Linked DNA regions of Mus musculus: regions 2 and 3 are each linked to region 1. A link is a loop called in an ENCODE intact Hi-C map of the cell type or tissue named here. Cell type or tissue: left cerebral cortex. All regions are shown on one strand. Each heading gives the region's core, and the rest is flanking DNA. Links, peaks and the distances in the headings are about the cores only.

Evidence for each region. Peaks named below come from ENCODE experiments on the same cell type or tissue, not always from the same donor. Only the 100,000 strongest peaks of a DNase experiment are listed, where the experiment ranks them.
Region 2: a loop joins it to region 1, with 10 times the contacts of the local background. A loop is called at or near these places in 2 of 42 quality-filtered maps.
Region 3: a loop joins it to region 1, with 4 times the contacts of the local background. A loop is called at or near these places in 20 of 42 quality-filtered maps.

The regions. Positions count from the first base shown.
Region 1 is chr2:84,795,391-84,800,968 of GRCm38, forward strand. It overlaps Ube2l6 (ubiquitin-conjugating enzyme E2L 6), which reads left to right and starts at 3,438. Exons shown (of 4, transcript NM_019949.2): 1 at 3,438-3,542. The coding sequence starts at 3,516. In left cerebral cortex, for the core only: CTCF peaks have their summits at 2,264 (motif pointing right), 2,877 (motif pointing left), 3,076 and 4,021; DNase peaks (open chromatin) are centred at 2,893, 3,344 and 4,065; H3K4me3 peaks cover 1,872 bases; H3K27ac peaks cover 1,295 bases.
Region 2 is chr2:84,667,759-84,673,336 of GRCm38, forward strand. It overlaps Btbd18 (BTB (POZ) domain containing 18), which reads left to right. Exons shown (of 5, transcript NM_001145100.1): 5 at 1-1,023. The coding sequence ends at 433. It overlaps Selenoh (selenoprotein H), which reads right to left and starts at 2,950. Exons shown (of 4, transcript NM_001033166.3): 1 at 2,725-2,950; 2 at 2,487-2,632; 3 at 2,229-2,358; 4 at 1,457-1,639. The coding sequence starts at 2,828. The coding sequence ends at 2,258. Tmx2 (thioredoxin-related transmembrane protein 2) reads right to left here. Exons shown (of 9, transcript NM_025868.4): 7 at 5,496-5,561; 8 at 5,266-5,395; 9 at 3,553-4,774. The coding sequence ends at 4,631. In left cerebral cortex, for the core only: no CTCF peak of the experiment used is centred there; a DNase peak (open chromatin) is centred at 3,008; H3K4me3 peaks cover 1,667 bases; H3K27ac peaks cover 1,078 bases.
Region 3 is chr2:84,730,173-84,735,750 of GRCm38, forward strand. It overlaps Ypel4 (yippee like 4), which reads left to right and starts at 4,032. Exons shown (of 5, transcript NM_001005342.2): 1 at 4,032-4,121. In left cerebral cortex, for the core only: no CTCF peak of the experiment used is centred there; DNase peaks (open chromatin) are centred at 3,291, 3,855, 4,218, 4,586 and 1 more place; H3K4me3 peaks cover 1,677 bases; H3K27ac peaks cover 1,870 bases.

The sequences.
Region 1 (5,578 bases), core at 176-5,175:
GAAAAGACCATCTTGATGTAAATACATGAGGTAGTTTAATGGTGGAGCTCTGGGTTGAAACATATCTCACGCAGGAGACAGTGGATTTGACTACGTGGCTGGGGTTTTTTATAGAAAAGGGTCTGGGTCTGGGGGAGGCACGGTTTCACATGATTGGTTCATTTAAACATCGGCAGACTGTACACACAGATTGAGATAACAGCAGAGCATCTGGTTATCATTTAACTCAGGTCAGAAGGGCGGGAGATAGGGAGGCGCCAGGCCAGTCCGGACATTCTTGTATGTCTTCCCTATCTTTATGGCTAGTTGGTTCCTGGGATGACTTTACAGCCTTTGTTCTTTGCTCTAGGCCCAAAAAGCCCTCCTATCTAGCAAGCCACATGAGTCATGGACCTTGAATAAACTTTCTGGCTAGGGTTTTGAAATCTTGAATTTAGTTTTCTTTCTTTCAGGGCCAAGTGGAAAGCATCTGGCTGCCCTCCTGCGTCCTCCTCCTCAGAGCATAGGAGGAACTCTGGCCAGGCATGGGCTATCCTCCCTCTCCCCTCTTTTCCCTGTCCCCCTTTTAGTTCCCACAGTGCCACACACCTTTAATCCCACCACTTGGTAGGCAGAGGCAGGCAGATCTCTGAGTTCTAGGTCAGCCTGGTTCACCAACAAGTTCCAGGCCAGTCAGGACTACATACTCAAAGAACTACACACCTCAACGCTAAAGGTAGACTGGCTTTTGTTGCTCCGGAATCATTCTCATTTTGAGAAGGTGGTGGTGGTTTGAAAAACAGTCACATATTCAAGGCAACTCTGGGGACAATGAATAGATACAAACTAGTGGTTCTGATCCAGGGATGTGTTTACCTATCAGGACGCCTTTGCCAATATCTAGAAACGTTTTCTATTGTCACAGATGGGGTGAGTGCTGCCACAACCCAGCGGGTAAAGTCCACGCTGATGAAACATCCTAGCTACAGAGAATGATCAGGTCCCAAATGTCAACAGAGAGAAAGTTGAGAAAGGCCTGTGTACACGCAGGTAGAAAGTTCCCCTAAGCCAGGGGCTTGGGAGTGGGGTCCTTCACTGCTGTGCATCATCTGTACTCTGTCCCCCAAGTATATAAGCACCCCACACTCCCTTTCATCACTAAACCCATCTTCCATATGTAATCACACTAACAAATGGCTTCTCATGCCTTCTACCTACAGCCATGACCATTCATTGCCTATTCTATCTTACCACAAGCATAACCCATGCCATAGCTTGGGCAAGAACAAAGGCTTAGGTATAACACAGATCTTGAATGGACATTTTTCTGGGCTGAAGATGCAGCTCAGTTGGTAGAGTGTTTGTCTAGCGTGCACAAAACCCTGGGTTCAATCCTCAGCACTGCACAACACTTGATAAAGCAGTGCACATCCATGATCCCATGTCTTAGGGTATGAGACGGAGGCATAAGAATCCTGAAATTAAAGGTTCAGCTGGTGAGATGGCTCAGTGGGGAGGTGCACTTGTTGATCTTCCAGAGGACCAGAGGACTTGGGTTCAATTCCCAGCACCCACATGGTGACTGATGACTGTCTCTAGCCCCAGTTCCAGAAGATCTAATGCTCTCATTTGCTTCTGCTAGGCATGCAGGTAGTTAACAGATATATATGCAGGCAGGAATCCATACACATAAAATTAAATTAAATGATTTTTAAAAAATTAAAGGCCATTGTTAGCTGCATATCAAGTTTAAGACCAATCTGAACAACACAAAATGGTATTTAAAAAAAAAATACTGGGGCTGGAGAGATGGCTCAATTGTTAAGAGCACTGACTGCTCTTCCAGAGGTCCTAAGTTCAATTCCCAGCAACCACATGGTGGCTCACAACCATCTGTAATGAGATCTGGTGCCCTCTTCTGGTGTGTCTGAAGATAGCTACAATTTATTCATATATAGAAAATAAATAAATAAATAAATAAATAAGTAAAAAATACTGAAGGGAAATTTTCTCTCTGTGTTTCAACTGCTTGAGAGCCCCTCAGAGGACAAACACCACAATTTCTCCATCTGATGTGTTCCATCGATAGTACCTGGCACTTGGTGTTAACTAAGACTACTAACCAGAAATGGGTTCAAATGCCCTTATCTCCAAACTATATTTAGGGATTGCTGATGGTGTCCTGCTTATTGCTGGCATTTAGAAGGTATCTGGTTAAAGTTATTGAACTGAAAAAAGAACCCAGAATCTTTTTTTCTTTTTCAAGATTTACTTTATTTACTATATGTAAGTACACTGTAGCTGTCTTCAGACACACCAGAAGAGGGCGTCAGATCTCATTTCAGATGGTTGTGAGCCACCATGTGGTTACTGGGATTTGAATTCAGTACCTCTGTAATAGCAGTCAATGCTCTTAACTGCTGAGCCATCTCTCCAGCCCCAGAATCATTTTTCAAGCACATCCTATATGTAAGCAGAGCAGATATTTGGTTCCTGGACAGGAAAATAAAAATCATGTGACCTACTGGGTCAAAATCTTGGGCTTCAAAATATGCTAATTTCTGGGCTGGAATGGGTGAGGCAGGTAGGTGGATTCCCTTCTAACTCTAGAACTTCTTCCAGAGGCTGGGGGCTGCTATTACACCTTGGCCTCGACTTGAGCTGGGATGAGGGGGGTCTTTACTCTTGCGCAGAGGGCTAGAGACTTCTTGGCTGTTCATTTGGACACACAGTAGTTCCATAGTTTGTAATCAGTTGGTGATAAAATATAATAGGCTCCTGAAATCTATCTCGAGGCTTCAGCCACCCATCGTTTTCCCAAATTGCCACACAGCAGACACTTTCTATGTGTTCAGTAGAGTAAAACACAGAACGCCCAAAATAAAAGCGAATGAGTCCAACAGCGTCCTCTAGTGGTGCTCGGGCACCAAGCAACCTAAAAGAAGCATCGCTGCGTTTCTGCCCATCTGCTGGACTGTACCACTCAGGGAGCGGTCCTCGGAGGACATAAAGTCTATACTGACCCCCCCCCCCCCACTCTCTTTTAGAACGGAGCACTGAACCCACAAAGGCAAAGTGACTTGGCCCAGGATTCTGAGACTTTCTTTAGAGGTGGTAGGTTCACAATTCCATTGCGGAGGTCGCAGAGAGCCCTGCCCCGGAGCTACTTTGCATCAAGAGTATCTCATCTGTGCTTTGGGCGAGTTTGCTCTCAGCGTCCGGGGAGCTGACAGAGGCTGGAGATGAATCCCATCCTGGCTTCTACGAGATGTACCCCGCAAGATGCAGGAACCAAGAGGAGCAGTGCGCTCCACCGACGTAGTCTCTGATCTGCAAGGAGCATGAGTTGCTGAGATACGAGATCGCCAAGCTGGGCACTCGACTGCAGCCTCCAGATATCCACCAAAGGGGTGGGGAGCAGGTCTTTGCAGCTAGAGTCGGTGTGGGTGGAGTGGAGCGTGGGCGGGGCTCGGGAGCTGCAGTTCAGAGAGCGGTGTCCTGCTGGAATCTGCTGGTGCCCCACGCTCCAACCCGAGATGATGGCCAGCAAGCGAGTGGCGAAAGTAAGCCTATGTAGGATGACCCTTTCCTTGTGCCCCTTCCCGCCCTGCCCTAACCTTTCCGCCCTGCCCTAACCCTCCCCTGCCCCCTTGCTCTCTGAGCTTTTTTTGTTATTTGGGTACCAGGGCTGGCTGAAACTCAGGTATCCTCACCTTTTCCCAATGGAGAAATGGGAGGAGAAAGGCGCGGTGTGTGTGTGTGTGTGTGTGTGTGTGTGTGTGTGCGCGCGCGCGCGCGCGAGAAGGAGGGAGAAAGAGAGGAGGAAGGGAGGGGGCCTGATTGAGAAGGTCTGGAAAAAAAAGTTGTCATCAGCTTCAAAAAAAGTTGTCATCAGCTGTACTGGCCACGAGAATGAACTGGTCTTTCCAAATGGTTTCCAATGTATTGGGCTTTCCAAACTGGTTTCATTTTCAATTTCTGCTGGAAATTTATTAGTGGAACTTATCTAAGGCACAGGAAGGGCTCTGTTGCTCCGCCTAGTGGATACACCCATAATTTGATACCTACATTACCCGAGGCCACAGAAGAGTGATGTTGGGCGGTGGGGTGGTGAATGGACAGACCGTGAAATAAAACGTACAGACTAGTTCCTGGATGAGAAGTAACAATTTATGCTCTGAGTAGGTTATTTGTATGCAGTCCTGCTCCAGCTACTAAACGCCTACTTTGTACTAGCCCAGTGCCAGGCAGCAGGAGCAGAAAAGGAACAGAAATCTTGTTCCGTTTGAACGTTCATTTCTATGAGACACTATTTGGTACTATCTGAAAGAATGAAAAAAGGGCAGTTTCCTTAGGAATGTCTAGACCGCTGAATGGAGCCAGGATTAGAGATCGTGGAGGAGAAATGCTCGTGAGCCAGGGCTGGTACCGCTAGGCTTTGAGTCTCCCCGAAGTGCTCCTCTAGTCTGCAGAATTGAGGGGAAGGCTTCCTCAGGAGACAGAAGGGATGGTTGCTGGCCTCATGTTTCTCTCTCTCTCTCTCTCTCTCTCTCTCTCTCTCTCTCTCTCTCTCTCTCTCTCCCTTTCTTTCTTTCTTTCTTTCTTTCTTTCTTTCTTTCTTTCTTTCTTTCTTTCTTTCTTTCTTTCTTTCCTTCTTTCTTTCCGAGACAGGGTTTCCCTGGCTGTCCTGGAACTCACTTTGTAGACCAGGCTGGCCTCGAACTCAGAAATCCGCCTGCCTCTGCCTCCCCAGTGCTGGGATTAAAGGCGTGTGCCACCCAGCTGGCCTCATCTTTCAAAAAGAAAATTCTTTTGAGATGGAGAAGTCCAGAGCAGACCCAAAACAGAACTAAACTTTGTTGGTTTTAGGCTGGTACTAAATGGGGCAAAGGGTAATTTGCTACCTCAACGCTAAAAGGTAGACTGGCTTTTGTTGCTCCGGAATTGTCAGCACCAGGCAGTTTGTTTTATTTAACTCTTAGAACAACTGTGAGATAACTGTGTCTTCCCATTTCATGGAAGAGGAAACTGAGACATCAGGGAGAGTAACGTGGCTGGCCAGTGATATTCTGCAGAAGTAATGGGGCTGGAATTTGAGCCCAGACTGATAAGAGTCTAACTCACAGGGCTTTTCCTGCCTGTTTGCCTTCACTTTCATTTCTCCTAAGTCAGGTGACTTACTAGCTGGCTTTGGGAGGAGCTGTGTGCACTGGTGTGGGTTTCAGCAATCATGGAAAGTTCGTCAGAATTCATCAAAACACAGAAAATTCAAGTGTTAAGAGAGAAAATTTCCCTTCGGTACTTTTTTTTAATACCATTTTGTGTTGTTCAGATTGGTCTTAAACTTGATATGCAGCTAACAATGGCCTTTAATTTTTAAAAAATCATTTAATTTAATTTTATGTGTATGGATGTCCTGCCTGCATATATATCTGTTAACTACCTGCATGCCTAGCAGAAGCAAATGAGAGCATTAGATCTTCTGGAACTGGGGCTAGAGACAGTCATCAGTCACCATGTGGGTGCTGGGAATTGAACCCAAGTCCTCTGGAAGATCAACAAGTGCACCTCCCCACTGAGCCATCTCACCAGCTTAATT
Region 2 (5,578 bases), core at 168-5,167, 130 kb before region 1:
GCCCCTTAGCCCCCTTGTCATGCCCTCTGAGGTGAGTAGAGAGGAACTTTCACTAAGAGGCTCTTGGACTCCAGACCTTGAAATTACCAGCTCCCAGCCACTGGATGGTCAGGGAGAAAAACTTCTCCACTTTGACTCCTCTGACCCTTCGCAGAGATCTTATAATCATCTCTCTCCTCCATGCTCAGACTGGGCAGAGACAGGTCTGGAAGTGTCCCTAGGCATGGATGACGTATTGTGTCCTGTTCCCAAGGCAGTCAGAGAAGTGTCTGCCAACCCTGAACAGCTGGACCCACTTCCTGGCAGTTCTGAAGATGAAGAGATTGATGTGGTAGACTGGACAGTGGAAAAGAAGCTGGGGCCCACTAGTGTTCCCTCTGTTTGGCCTGACCCTTCCTCAGAGTCAGAAACTGAGGTAGATATACTAACATAGTGGAGGCAGGAGGGCAGGTTAGAGTTCCTGGGAGGGTGATAACTGTTCATCAACAGAAGGCGTTCTTGGCAGAAAAGCAAGCACCTCCTCAGAACTGATCTCCCCTCCTCAGGTTTCCGCACCAGGCAGAAGTCAAACAGCAATACCATGGTTAGAAAATTATGAACAAAGCAATTTCTTTGTAATCCATTTTTCAGTGACAAAACTATGTGGTACCCAACTCAGGTCATAAGGATAGTTATGAGTAGCCTCTCAATTCATGAGATATCTTATAGTCACTGAAAATTCAGGGAACTTCAAGCACTGTTTGTGGTTGTATTCAAAGAAGGTTTGAGAAGGAATGAAGCCATGTTAAGTAGAACACTGAAATGAGTGGAATCTCTAAATTGCCCAGGCTGGCTTTGAACTTTGACTTCTGCCTCAGCCTCCTGTAGCTAGTGTTACAGGCTTGTGCCTCTAAGCCCAGCCTATGGGGCTTACTCACTGCCAGTATGGGAAGTCAAGGAAAAGCTGCCACAGAAGCTAGAAAGATGTTACTTCCACGACCACTTCTGAGAAGTAGATTAAAAGTAGTTGCTTTTAAAAAACAGATTTGCTTTGTGGTTTTGGTTTTCATTTGTTTGGCTGGTTTTTTTGTTGTTTTTTTTGCTTTTCGAGACAGGGTTTCTCTGTGTAGCCCTGGCTGTCCTGGAATTCACTCTAGATCAGGCTGGCCTCGAACTAGAGTGCCTGCCTCTGCCTCCCAAGTGCTGAGATTAAAAGCGTGCGCCACCACGCCCAGCTGTGGTTCTGTTTTAAGCAAGGGTCTCTGGTAGGCCAGATTGGCCCAGTCCCCCTGTGAGACTTCAAAGTGCTGAGATTGCAGGTATACACCACCAAACCTAGCAACATTCTTGTTTTATAAGTGTTTCACCATAGGCCTTACAATTTCCAGACACGAGTTACTTTGCACTCTGAAAAATACAGACCAACAGCCCCACAAAGCTGGTTCTACCCATTCTTTAAGACAAAATTTAAACTTGCTCCTTATTCTCAGATACTTGACCTTTTATTAAACAATTGAAACACTTTTACAATGTCTTGCTGGAGGGCTGCCTCACAACTGAACCATCACTTCTGGTGAGGAAGAAACTATGGCTTCAGGTGCATAGCTTAAGTTTGGCCATGCACCATCATAAATGCTTCAACATCTCCAGGGACTGAAAGCTGCAAACAGAGAAGGGAACATCAGAGTAGGGTTCCATCACAAGGACCAGGAGACAAGCCCATCCCCACCTACAACTCTGGAGCTCATTAACTTCACCTTCCATCAGTGATCAGTCAACATGCATGAAACACGGGACAAAAATAAAATCCATGTAACCAAGAAGTGGGGGTACGAGCGGGATGGGTTGAGGCTATCTTATCTCAGATTACTAACAAAACACAGAAAAGCCAGGTAAAGTGAAGTAACAGCAAAGAGGCTGTCAATACAAGGGAGAAAAACCTTAACTACAAGTAAGCCACACTTTATTGAATTTATTGATTTGCAATAGACTCATAGAATTAAAATAACACCAGAGGTGGAAAACTGAATTAGCAAACAAAACTTGCCTGTGCCCTCAGGCTAAGACTTAACTAACTCAAGAGAGTACAAATGGCTCTTAGATTTGTTTGGGGGTCGGGAGTGTTATCAGCAGGAGTTCTACAATTTAGCTCCTCTTCGAAAATCCCAAATCCCATGAAAAATACACCGAAATGGTAAGGAGACGTTCCCTGTCTATCCCAGTGTGCATGCCCTGGTCACGATGCAAACCTCAACATGAGGACTCTTTCCCAACCTCTTTATGAAAGGTACTTCTTCAATTCTTCAACCACCTCTTGAGGCTCAGGAAATTTGAGCTTTCGTGGAGGGCCCTTCTTAATACCAGTCCAGAGTTCAACACCTGGGAAAGGATGGGATAAAGCCAAATTATGGTGGTACTCATTGGTACCCCCTCCCCTCAGTTATCAGGTGGCCGGGAGTCGCTTCTCGCCCCACCCCCACCCACCCCCCATCGCGGCCTCCACTCACGGCTGTTGTCCGAGCGCAGCAGCGTCACCTCGAAGCTGCCCCTCCGCGGTTTGGACGGGTTCACTTGCACAGGTAGCTCTGGGGCCTCCAGTTGCAGAGCCTGGCTCAAGGCAGCAGCATGGCGGCCGTACACGCGTCAGCTCGTACTACAGACACAAGCGATTGCAAATGGGGTCTCTCTGGTCTCAGCCGCCAGAGCCAACTCTTTCCCGCCCTCCTCGACTCCCCAACCCCTCACCAATGCTCAATGACCACGGTCGCGCCCTCCGCCAGTTTCTCGCGCTTGTCCACCGTCTCCATAGGCGCGGCCCCCGCCTTACGCTTTCTTCCGTGGGGGGCCATGGCACGGATTTCGGGGATGGCGCGTTGGTGGAATAAGGGGCGATGCAACTCCGGAGAGACAAACCAGCAGCCGGGAATCACAGATGCAAAGTTCAAATCTCGCAGCAAAGGGAAATGTGCGGGGGTGGGGGGAAGGACACGTGATCTGAAGGCGGGCCCTTCAAGCCCAACTACGCTATCAAAAGGGAGTCGGCGCGGAAATCCGGATCAAACCAACATTGTACAGCACTGAGGGGGTCTGTCTTGGGCGGAGACGGAGGAGTCTTGAAAGCCTCCTTTGGCTGGGGGTTTTCGGTATCTATACCTCCTACCCAAGGATCCCCAGACCAATCTCAGGGAAGTCTACTCCACATTTCCAGGGCGTTTGTACATAGACTACAGAATTCTAATTCGCACCGACATTGTTACTCCACATCTCCATGCGGTGAAACAAAAACGGACCGGTTAAGTGTATTTGAACCCGAGCCATTTACAATCCAGACGCTGTAGCTGGTGCCTATCTTCTCAGACACCCAGGTGAAATCAAGAGGATGGTGAGTTAGGGTTCATTTCTCCAACTGATCAAGGCCCTCATCCACAACCTTAAAAAGGAAGTTGAGGTCTAGAGGTGTTTGGCTTTTAGAGTCCCTGGGTTTGATATTCAATTTTAGGATTAAAAAAACAAACAAACAAACAAAAAAAGCAGTCCCCCGGCAGCTGCCCACTAGTAAAGGAAAAACAGCAAGGCAATCAAAAGAACAGTCCCTTTATTAGGGGAAGCGGTGGGATAGGAGGAGAGAACAGCTGTCCAGCCGTGGGGCTTTCTTCTTCAGGCCCCACCACACAAAGGAACCTCTCAGGTTTATATTGCCCTTCTCAGTTCCCACAACACAGGGTGGCCATTCAATTCTATTTCCAATGATGAAAATCATGGTTGAAGGCTTTTAATTGGGAACAGTGACCTTAAATGATAACACATACAAGCCTTTTATGTGTTCCTCCGTCACGTGTTTGTGCACTACATGCATACAGTGCCAGCCAAGGTCAAGGGCGGATGTTGGAGCCCCTGAGACTAGAGTTACAGGTGGTTTAGCCTCTATGTGCTGCTAGGAATCAAACCTGGGTCCTCTGGAAGAACAGCCAATTCTCTTAGCCACTGAGTCATCTCTCCAACCCCTTAAATTCCTTTCTCTTTACGATTTACTTACTATATATAGTATTCTGCCTGCATGCCAGAAGAGGGCATCAGATCCCATTATGAACCATCATGTGGTTGCTGGGAATTGAACTCAGGATCTCTGGAAAAGCAGCCACCAGTGCTCTTTCTTAATCGATGGGCCATTTCTCCAGCCCCAAACTTAAATTTCTTAATGCACAGATCAAGACAGAAAGGCCTAAAGGAAGAAGGGGTCCTTGAGGAAAAATTCTAAGGGCTTTATACTGACATCTAACATTAGGGTTTAATTTAGTCTATGCTTTGCAAGCTCACTAGGAGGAATAATTAAACCACAGACTGGTAATATCCAAGTGTTGAATAGCAATTTACACATTGACCCAACCTTGGAGGGAAACCATTTCTACCTCTATCGATAAGATCACTCCCTTCGAGAAACAGCTGACCAGGGCAGATGCGCCCTTCATAGTAGAATACTTCATGGTTTCCAGGATGCTTCTTTCAAAATCAGAAGCAGGCACAGTGCCCCTACCCAGGCACAGCCAAACAGAAATCAAAAGGCCTCAGGCAAGGATTGTGGTTATAGCTGGAACTGGGCCTCAAAGGTTCCTGAAATTGACAGGAGAGGAAGCAAAAACAATGCAGGATCCTATTTGTCCTTCTTGTTTTCCCCATCTGGCACAGTAGTGGGAGCAGGGTCCACAGGCTTCTCTTCTGACATGTCTCCACCCTTTGAGTGCTTCTTGGCTCGTTGGTATAGCTCATTCAAGTTGAATTCTCGAATCACATTCTCCTATGCAAAAGAGATGAACACATCAACGGCTGGGTGAGAAGGTAAAGTTCAGAGAGCAGGAGCAGGAAGTATTTAACTAAGCACAACCTGTAAGTCAGAGGGCAGCGACCTGCCCTAACCTACCTCTTTTCTGATACTTAAGTGTTCACTAGAGGCCAGTTATTGTGCCAAGAATTCTATCTACCTGCAACTGTAAAGCAATATGAGCCAGGTGGTACTGCCTCCCACTTACTCAAGTTTAGCGATGAGGAACCTAATTGGCTACAGAATGAATACAGGCACTTCACAGACCAAGTCTTTATCATTTTTCCTCAGCATTAGCAGCATATAACATAAACCTGCTGACTTAATAGGTGACATCCTGTAACTAATCTACATCCTCAAAAAACAGTGGGCCAGTGTCAGAATTCGGGATTAAACCCAGACTAAGAATAAAGCCCAATCACTGTTGTGTATCTTTCTCCAAACCACTGCCCATGTGTTTCACCTACCTCAGAAAAGGTCCAAGAGACAGCTCGTCCTTTCTTGTCAATCTGCGGCCGACGAATGACCTCCTTGCCGCCTTGGAACAGAATCAGGGTAGGGAGCTGTCTGGTGAGGGGTGATGTGCTCACTTTGTACCTACAGGGCCAGACGAGGACTCTGAGTAGTGCACCTGTATACATCACTTACATCACTCCAGGAATCCTCACTCAGGTCTTTAGCCCAAGCATCTACATACCGTGTGCTAACGTCAGTGTAGCGTCCAACATCTACCTTCCCAAAATTTAGCCCTGAACAGTTGTACCTGCGAAAAAATATAGT
Region 3 (5,578 bases), core at 168-5,167, 65 kb before region 1:
ACATATTTTTATGTAGAAGAGTGTTTTGTCCACAAGTATGTGTGTGCATTGTGTGCATGCCTGATGCGCTTCTAGATCAGAAGAGGCCTGATTTCCTGGAACTGGAGTTACCAATAACTGTGAGCTGCAATTGCTAAGCCATCTTTCCAACCCTTGTTTGGTTTTTAAAGCAGGTGAATACTTTGTTCATCCTTGCCCACATGATGAATTTGAACTGAGAGATCAGGGGAACTTTCTGGTCTACCTTTCTCTTGCTGGTCTTACCTAGCACTCAGTTTTCAGGCAGGTAGTTGTCACCTCTCACAGTTTTCTTTGGAGATGTGATTTAGTTACGCCATTCATTCACCATGCAGGCATTAGCTTTTCAACGAACTATTCGGCATAGGCTGATCCTTTTTCATTCTTCAGAATTTTAGCTCTAGACTTCCATTAGCAAGCATGTAGCCTAATCCTTTTTCTTCGGAACTCACTCTTCCCAGTCTGGTTCTTTGCTTCCACTTTCAATGCGTCCCAGTTACCTGAAAGGCATCTTTCCTCAGATAGTGTATAACCATCTCATCTTTCCTCAGATAGTGTATAACCATCTCAAGCTGAAATCAGCAAGAGCCCTCTCCTCCCTTTGAGATTGCTCTCCACTTGACTTCTTTTTTTTCTTTTTTTTTTTTTTCTTCTTTTTTTTTGATTTTTCAAGGCAGGATTTCTCCATGTAGCCATGGCTGTTCTGGAACTCTCTCTGTAGACCAGGCTGGCCTCGATCTCAGAAATCCACCTGCCTCTGCCTCCCGAGTGCTGGAATTAAAGGCGTGTACCACCACCACACTCTGCTCCACTTCACTTCTTAAATACAGAAAAAGGACGGTATACAAGCCATTTGAGTGTGCTTGTTGCCTGCACTCTCTTCATTTCCAATCTCACCAGGCACTCTGGCAGTCTGCCTGCACCCGACCCCCGTAGGACACCCCATCACTCTGTCCTGTGTCCTGGTCCTTCTCTACAGCTAAACCTTTGATAGTTTTGTTTCTTTGTTGATTTAAGTTTATGAACATCCCTTTTGCTTCCAGCTCTAATTCTACAGCCTAGAGGCTGTTCTCTGCTTTTCCTCAAGCCTGGACCCTCAAAGTCATCTTCCTCTTATCCTTCTTTTCTTTTTCCTTTGTTGGGCTCATCATGCTGCGTGTCATGGTGATGATGTGGGGGTGGCAATGTGCCACAGTGCAGAGGCCAGAGGACAACGCTTTGGAGTGGACCCTGTCCTTTGACCTTGACAGAGATTCTGTCTGGGGACTGATCTCAGGTTTTCAGTCAGGCTTTTGGAAAGCAAGTGCATTTACCTGCTGAGCCATCTTCACAACTCCAGTATTACCATTTTTATCTGTTACACCCGCCATCTTTCTTTCTGGCTTTTGTATTTTGAGAGCCTTGAACTCTGGATCCTCCCATCTCTGCTTCTGCAGTGCTGGGATCACAGACATGAGCCATCATGACCAGCGTGCCTGTTTTTAGGCAGAGGCTCACACTGTAGCCCAGACTGGCCTGCAACTCCCTGTGTACTTAAGGCTGGCTGCTTACTGAGAGAGATCCTCTCACCTCAGCTTCCTGAATGATGCTAACCATCATTTCAGAGTCCTTCTTTCTTCAGCCAGCTCTTCTCATTTTCAGGCCTCTAGTACTAACCCTCATGATACACACACTGTGTCTTCAGAGCTTACCTACACGCCAGACTTGATCCCAATTGAGTATTCAGAATCTCCCTTTCTTCTTACAGGACCCATGGGATCTTTCTTTACCTGTTTTCCCTGCCTTAATCTTCACCCCTCACATGTGAGAAGAGAGATAGATAGCAAAACTACTCTCCATGAGTCTGTTTCAGTTTTCATTTTCTGAAAATTAGCCTATGAAATAAAATGGAGTTCTGTCTTGTGGATGGGTGCGTGTTCTGGGCCCACATAATTTAGTGACAGACACAGTACTGCACTCCATGGAAAGTGTTCCAGGTCAGATGAATTTTACCTGGAAGCTGATTTTAAATAAATAAATAAATAAATAAATAGTGGAGCTGGAGAGATGGCTCAGCAGTTAAGACCAAGGCTGCTCTTCCAGATGAGTTCAATTCCCAGCAACCACATGGTGGCTCACAACCATCTGTAATGGAATCTGACGCCCTCTTTGGTGTGTCTGAAGACAGTGACAGTGTACTCATATAAATTAAGTAAATAAAACTGTAAAAAAATTAGCAAGGGAAAATGTAATCCCTCTATAAGACAAACATTTGGCATCATGTCTCTTGAAATATCAAAACTGTAATAGAAAATCCCCTCTGAGCTTGAGTCATGCTCTGAGATGATGATGATGATGATGATGGTTCCCACCTGTATTGGTTCAGAGTTTCTGTTTATCCACTCCTTATCTTACCAGGACACACAGACTGGCCTGGAATTTGCAGTCCTGCCCATCTCATTGCCCCATGTAGAGAATGCTGTTTTGAAATAACACTAATCCTGGGGGTTGGAGAGATGGCTCAGCGGTTAAGAGCACTGACTGCTCTTCCAAAAGTCCTGAGTTCAATTCCCAGCAACCACATGGTGGCTCACAACCATCTGTAATGGGATCTGACACTCTTTTCTGGTGTGTCTGAAGACAGCTACAGTGTACTCGTATACATAAAGTAAACAAATCTTAAAAAAATAAAAATAACACTAACCCATAACAAAATTCAATTTAGAATGCTAATTTTAAAAGTTAAGTACAGGCCAGGCGTGGTGGTGCACGCCTTTAATCCCAGCACTCAGGAGGCAAAGGCAGGCAGATTTCTGAGTTCGAGGCCAGCCTGGTCTACAAAATGAGTTCCAGGACAGCCAGGGCTATACAGAGAAACCCTGTCTCGAACACCACCCCCCCCCAAAAAAAAGTTAAGTACAAAAGGAGGGAACAACCTAAAATTTCATTACTCTTTACTTAGTGCCTATCATATGTCAGGCACTTTGGAAATTTACAAGCTGTCTCACATAGTCACTTCTTCTGGAGGTAAATAGAATTAGCTTCACTGGTCAGAAGAGGAATTGTATAGTGCAGGAGGATTAGTCATTTGCCCAGGGTTCCTGGTGAATAATTGGCAAAGCTAAGATTTCAACACCGGTGTCTTGGATATCAAAGCCAGACACATAGCCCTTGTCTGAAGATGAAAGCAAACAACTATTTTGCAAATATCTTCAGCATGCTGGACTTTGCAATAGACACTGCAGTCTTGGGATGCAGAGTGAAGTTCCCCTGAGGATCTGAAAGTTCACAGCTCTGTTAAGAACCTCATGTCACATAGGTGTCTCCATTGGCAGCACAAACCGTTTGGAGGGAGTTGATAAGAGGTTCCTGGGTTTAAGATGTCATATTTGACCTATGGCTTCTTTGGGGCCATGAAATGGACATTAAAGCTTCCAAGTACTCAGTACTGAACACATTTGAGAGCCTGGTTTGTCAACCATGACAATTAATATATCCTTCTTTACCTTACCCTGCATCAGAGCTGATGTCAGAGTTGAAGTGGAAATGTATCATGTTGAGTGCGAGTGTACTTCCTGGCTCTCTCTAGATCCACCTCACTTCACCATCCTTGCTCCCTCCCTGCCACCCTCACTCCATCCCTGCCCTTCTTCGGGTTCCGTTTCCTTGGTCACACAGCCTTGCTCCTTAACAACCTATTTCTCCTTTTCCTTACCACCTACATCGACACCCCTATGCCAGCCATCTCTCTGCCCCCACTCCCTAACATCACCCCTCTAGCCTGGTCCCTTGATGCCTGCCCCCTCCCTCCCTCTCAACCCGCCTCCTGTGTCTCCCAGCCCTGCTCTGACGTGGGAGGTGAGGGGGGTGGGGGGTTGGATGACTCACAGTGTTATGATGCAGTTCCACAACACACAGCCACATTTACCCACAGACCGAGGTACAGAGCAAGAGGCAACCTCTGCCCCCCAGCAGCTGTCCAGCCTGCAGTCCCAGACCTCAGCCCCTCAACTACCCTCCCCCAATCCCATCCCCTTCCCAATTGAAGGAACCAACAGAGAAGAGAGAAGAGTGAACAGAGAGATTGAAAGAGATAGACGGAGATCTCTGGAGCAGACCTCAAGGTGAGGGGGGCAGCCCTTCTCCAAATCAATTTTTCCCCTTCGCAAATTACCTCTTCCTGCTGTGTGTTGCTTTCTCTCCTTTGCAAAAGCATTATTCATCCACCCTTTGTCCTCCCTTCCCCCTCCCTGCTGCCTCCGCTCCCTCCTCTCTCTCAGCTCCTCCATCCTTCCCCAAGCTCTGACGATTCTCTCGCACTTATTTCCCGGCAACTTTGGCTGCGGCATCAGACATCACTGTTTATTGTTTTTGCTACCGGTGCAGACCCCCAGAGTCAGCCCTGGGAGCTGGCTGCTCTGCTAATTATTCGGACCATACCATACTGAAAATGCCTGGTCCAGGGGGAGGCGAAAACTCAAAGCAATTGAATACATCCGTTGTGAGCACAAGTCCCCCTCCCCTTTTTATTCCCTGAGAGGCACTGGATTCGCACCTGGTTCCACCTGTCTCTGCCTTGTCACTTAGGCTCTCAGTTGCCAGTCTTCCCAGGCACAAGCCCTTCTGCTCCCCCCACCTCCCACAGTCCAGCCTCATCTCAGCTTCAGGGACTCGTCCTCTTCCCAGCACTCACCTTTGTTTTGTTTTCTGACCTCAGTAATTTCCCCGATTTGCTTCACCCCATGACGAGAGAGGGCAGAAATGGGAGAAGTGACCCCAACTCTCCTTTTTATGATTTTTTAATTTAATTTTATTTTTTTGTCCTTTGCAGCTTCTCCTCTGCTGGACAGAGAAGCAGAAAGGGACAGGGAGGGAGGCGTGACAGTGACAGAAGGACAGGGCTAGGGAAGAAGATAGCGGGAGGGGGCAAACCTGGCATCTCCTGGTCCCTTGAAGTAGGTGTTTCAAGGTGGCACCTTGAGGTGAACTACAGGCAAACTTGAAGGAAGATCATGGAAGTGATGCTGAACTGTAGCAAGAAGGGCCAGAATACAATGTCACCCTGAACTAAGCCCAAGGTGTCTTCCTGGGACTCAAGACAACAGTAGAGGACCAAAAACTGAAGATGGTCTCACCCAGGGGGATTTGTGGAGACTGCATGACAGCCCTTCGAGACAGTAGAAGAATCGGGTGCTCATGGCCACCATGGAGGACAGGAGAACAGACTGTTTATGTGGGTAACTGAAGCTGTGCTGCCTCCTCTGCTTGGTGGTCTAGCATCACGAGAGCACTTAGCGGGCATCTCTGAAGGAGACACAGGCCACCCCACCTACAGCTGCAGGATGCTCCACTAGAGAGGCAGAGGCACATCACCTGCTTATCGGAGTTAACAGAAGACACTTCCCTCCTTATCCTCTGCCTGCAGTGCACTCAGCTACTTTGGGACTGGAGTGTGAGCAGATCCCAGCGTCTCAGGATTCTTATCCCCGCAATTATCTCACTGTTGCTGTCCTGGCACTGGCATTTGCTCTAGCTCCTGGGAGGAGAAATGTTTTCTGCCTTGTGCCCTAAAGCCCAGCTT